Regions from separate parts of the Homo sapiens genome. Here region 1 is linked to region 2. A link is a loop called in an ENCODE intact Hi-C map of the cell type or tissue named here. Cell type or tissue: GM12878. All regions are shown on one strand.

Evidence for each region. A loop is a pair of places that touch in the nucleus more often than their neighbours do. Peaks named below come from ENCODE experiments on the same cell type or tissue, not always from the same donor. Only the 100,000 strongest peaks of a DNase experiment are listed, where the experiment ranks them.
Region 1: it touches region 2 in a loop (5-fold over the local background); 17 of 110 quality-filtered maps call a loop at or near these places.

The regions. Positions count from the first base shown.
Region 1 is chr17:68,531,429-68,533,928 of GRCh38, forward strand. It overlaps PRKAR1A (protein kinase cAMP-dependent type I regulatory subunit alpha), which reads left to right. Exons shown (of 11, transcript NM_002734.5): 11 at 1-2,003. Among named protein-coding and RNA genes, the nearest start is that of PRKAR1A, 20 kb to the left of the region's middle. In GM12878, no CTCF peak of the experiment used is centred here; no DNase peak of the experiment used is centred here.
Region 2 is chr17:69,234,383-69,236,882 of GRCh38, forward strand. It overlaps PRO1804 (a long non-coding RNA gene), which reads right to left and starts at 630. Exons shown (of 1, transcript NR_130736.1): 1 at 1-630. It also overlaps a transcript of ABCA10 not described here. In GM12878, a CTCF peak has its summit at 1,277 (motif pointing left); a DNase peak (open chromatin) is centred at 1,259; H3K27ac peaks cover 283 bases.

The sequences.
Region 1 (2,500 bases), 700 kb before region 2:
CTAACAGAGAAATAGAGGTGATGCTGCTAAAGGGAGAAATGCCAGGCGGACAAAGTTCAGTGTCGGGAATTTTCCCCGTGACATTCACTGGGGCATGAGATTTTGGAAGAAGTTTTTTACTTTGGTTTAGTCTTTTTTTCCTTCCTTTTTATTCAGCTAGAATTTCTGGTGGGTTGATGGTAGGGTATAATGTGTCTGTGTTGCTTCAAATTGGTCTGAAAGGCTATCCTGCTGAAAGTCCTGCTTTCCTATCTAGCATTTATTTCTCTGGCAAACTTTTCTTTCTTTTCTTTTTTAAAGTAAACTTGTGTATTGAGTCTTAACTGTATTTCAGTATTTTCCAGCCTTATGTGTTACATTATTCCAATGATACCCAACAGTTTATTTTTATTATTTTTTTAAACAAAATTTCACAGTTCTGTAATGTAGGCACTTTTATTTTCATTGTGATTTATATATAAGGTAATGTAGGGTTATATTTGGGAGTGACTGCAAGCATTTTTCCATCTGTGTGCAACTAACTGACTCTGTTATTGATCCCTTCTCCTGCCCTTTCCCAGGTAATTTAAATTGGTCATGGTAGATTTTTTTCATAGATTTGAAAAACTTTTAGGTTGTTACCAAGTATGAAGTATAAATCTGGGGAAGAGGTTTTATTTACATTTTAGGGTGGGTAAGAAAGCCACCTTGTTACAAATTTTTTAATTTCCAAAATAATCTATATTAAATGAGGGTTTCTGATCTGTACTTTGTGTTTAGCTACCTTTTTATATTTAAAAAATTAAAAATGAAAATTACGTTCTTACAAGCTTAAAGCTTGATTTGATCTTTGTTTAAATGCCAAAATGTACTTAAATGAGTTACTTAGAATGCCATAAAATTGCAGTTTCATGTATGTATATAATCATGCTCATGTATATTTAGTTACGTATAATGCTTTCTGAGTGAGTTTTACTCTTAAATCATTTGGTTAAATCATTTGGCTTGCTGTTTACTCCCTTCTGTAGTTTTTAATTAAAAACTTTAAAGATAAGTCTACATTAAACAATGATCACATCTAAAGCTTTATCTTTGTGTAATCTAAGTATATGTGAGAAATCAGAATTGGCATAATTTGTCTTAGTTGATATTCAAGGCTTTAAAAGTCATTATTCCTGGGCTTGGTAAGTGAATTTATGAGATTTACTGCTCTAGAAAGTATAGATGGCCAAAGGACCGTTTTGTATTGCTTCCTGATTACCAGTCTGATTATACCATGTGTGCTAATATACTTTTTTTGTTATAGATTGTCTTAATGGTAGGTCAAGTAATAAAAAGAGATGAAATAATTTAAATTCTTAAATGAATCAGTTTTTCTTCCCTTTCTCCTTTCCGTCTTTCCTCTCTCTGTCCTTCCCCGAAAGTCTACTCGGGTGGGCAAAAATGAAAAGGGGGAAAGTGAATTATGGGATCGGTGTTTTGAAAGAGCAATGTTTATTTTCAGTGCTTTTCAGTTTGTCAAAGAGTGGATCTCAAAATCTTGCTTAAAGGGTAATTGAGATGTAGCAGATTTATTTACTTAGTCATGGAAAGAAAAAAATTCAGTCAAAAGCTAAAGATTTCCTTTTGATTGAAGACAGATTGGTTCTGTGGCCTTGGAACTTTCCCAGACTTAATGGGGAAACATCATTTCTAGATTAGCATACTCTTTGGTTTAAATTTAATATATACATTTAATGTTACTTAGGGATACTTTTATATTTTGCATATATAAAGCCTCATATATAAAGCCTTATTTCTGATGCTCTTAGATTTCTGAGGAGTGAGATGATTAAGTTGTATTCATTAGTGTATTGGTATTTCTTCACATCCAGTGAAATTGGAGATATGTTGTATGTTAGAAGAGCATTCTTTAAATTGTGTTGCTTTGAACATGTGTACCTTTTCTAGATTCAGTAATCCCTTCCCCCCGTCCTCTGGAGTATGAAACCTTTAGAGTCACAATAAAATGTAACTAAAGAAAATTTCTCTGGGTTGACAGTCCTGGTTATAGTTGAATTCTCTCTAAACAGTGGCCCAAGTAGACTCTTTTTTTTGTTTCTTTTATTTTTTAATGATTTAAATATTGACATTTAAAAATTGAAGTAGCATGTCAGTTTTCTTCATACTACTTTATCTCTAACCACAAATAATAGCTGAACCTTTTGTACTTATGTTAGGCCCTGGCAGTGTATGTTTAGATGGGCTAAGACAACATCAAGAAGCAATGGCTAGATAACCATTTAATTTGTCCCCAAAGGTACGTTTTTATCTGTCTATTTGTCTATTTATCGATCTGTCTATCTAAGATGGTCTCACTCTGTCACCCAGGCTAGAGTGAAGTGGCATGATCACTGCAGCCTCTCTGCTTCCCAGATTCAAGTGATTCTTGTACCTCAGCCTCTGGAATAGCTGGGACTACAGATGTGTGCCATCACACCCAGCTAGTTTTTTGTATTTTTAGTAGAGGTGGGGTTTTGCC
Region 2 (2,500 bases):
TGTACATGATTCTTTCTGGACTCCTTGGCAGATGGTTTTGGTTGTAGGCTCAAGACCAAATGAGTTTTTAGCCAAGCTCCTTGGGGAATGGAACCATTTCCAGGCTTGAACCCAGAAGCAAAATCAGCAGATCAGCCACTAGGGTGCTAGTCTGCACTCTCAAAACAACCTCTAGGTCTTGGGATCCACTGGGGTTTCACAATCTTATACCTGAATCCTGAGGCTCCTGCACAGAGACTTTGGTCTGTGGTGGTGCAGAATTATTGTTGTTATGGGGGGTGGCGGGTAATGAGTGGGTTACCTTCTATTATGTCATCTTGCTGGCATCACTCTCCCCAGTTAATTTTGATGCTGCTGGTCAATGAATTTTTTGCTCTACAAAATTTGCATAGAGCAATGAAACAATGGCGTTCACAGAGTAAACCTTCAATTAATCTTAATTACCATTTTTAATGCTTAGTTCTTATACGTCAAGTCTCTTCTAACAATTGGAATTGTTTTACTTCTTAAATATTCCAAATAAAATGCCACTTGTTTTTTGCTCATCTTGATGCTTTCTCCCAGTGGGAATTATCAATTAAATTCTTAAGTAATGATTTGTTTAAGGAAAAAAATTAACTAATTTTTCTGAAGGATGTGACTATCACTGGTTTTCCCTTTTGAAGCAAAAGAAATGAGAAGTAAAAAATTAGATTTGAGACTATGGTTACATCTTTATTTAAAAAGACGATAAACAACACCATTTCTGGAGGTTTCCTTTAACCATCTCTGCCCATCTCCCTCCAAGTTATCCCAGTTATCAATAAAATTTACTTTCAATATTAGAGATAACTAGATTCTGTGCCATTTGGAGAGTGCCTGAAACGTTTCCTATTTTGTGGCTCCTCAAAGAGACCAAAGGAGGGATTTATAACCGGTGATTACAATCTAACTTCAGGTTCTTGTCCTGTCCTATCTAAGAACCATTCCTGTCCTTTTCAACCTCTAGCTGTTCTGCCTTCTTTAAGTTTGTTGAATGGCTAGGAGTATCCTCTGGCTCACCCCTCTTACTTTGTTCTAACCTCTTGAACTCTATTACTGCCTCACCATTTCTCAAATGAACTAGCACTTGGGTGACTCTGGCTCAGAAGAGTTCTGCTCTGGCTTCTTAGTTCATTCAGTTCTGGCTTCTTAGACTGCCTTGCTGTCACTGCCACTACTCAAGCGGCCTTACCCCACCCCTTTCTGGGACCAGAAAGGTATCCCTTTGGCACAAGCCTCTGCTGCCATCTGGTGGTCAGAGTTTCACTCTTTTTCTGTCCCATTTCTACTAGGCACCCACCCACACCTTGCATTGTGCTGCTTCCACCTGGCAGGATTAGAAACTGTATCTCTCATGGTTACTGAGATTTAAAAAAAAGAAAACAAAAAAAACAAAAACAAAACCTTAATTTTAAAGTTAGAGATGCAATACTTTTAAATAATCTTGACACTGTCACATTTCAGTGTAAAATTCATTGTCCCCCAGCACAGTTACAACTCTGAATTTAAATTGTACATTGTAAATTCTTTTGAGCTTTAACTAGGCAAAAGAAAACTTCCAGTGGCTTTCTATACAATTCAGTTCTCAACTTTTGTCTCAGTTGTCTGCTGTATAGGTTTTGTATCCTCAGCTGCATGGGAATAACCATGAGGACAAAGATAAGATCCTGGGTTTGCATCTTACAATACCTATATATATATGGCCAAGTCAAATAGTAGTAGGATTTTTTGAAAAGATTCTTTCTTTGAACTTCAAAATGTAAGCAAAGCTATTCAAACTTGTGGATCGGCCACACTGTCTTTATAAACAGTTTATTTTTATCCAGGGCACCTACTTCTAATATTTATAATGCAGGCTTGTAAATCCCCCCTGCCCAAAGTGAGTAGTCCCAAATTGGGAACCCCATTGAGAAATGACTTAAGAATAGCAAATAAGTAACTTCACATGTAAGAAGATAGTTCACATAATATTCAAAGACAACCTAAGATTAACTGAAAACAGCACTGAAAGAAGACATGCATTCAAATATGCACAAAGACCTTGAGAATAAGTCTGCAGACAGAGTCTATGAAACTGATAGAATGTATTTATTACAAGATTAGAATCGAAATTTTCTCCCTACTACCTCAATCTGAGTGAACCAGAATCAAGAATCTACCTCCTTTCAGCACTGAGTATGAAACATTACTTGTGTATGGAAAAACTACAGAAAATAATTAAAACAAACTTTTCCACTGACGCCTTTGGATAAATGAATCAATTTTCAACCCAAATCAATGCATTAAATCAGTATTTTCAAATGGGAGTAATTTTGTCTTCCTCCCCCTACCCCCACCCCAACCCTCCCTCAGGAAATATTTGGCAAAGTGTGGAGACATTTTTGGTCTTGGGAGAGTGTGCTACTGGCATCTGGTGGGAAGAGGCTAAGAATGTTACAAATACCCTGTAACACACAGGACAGTCTCTCACAACGAAAAA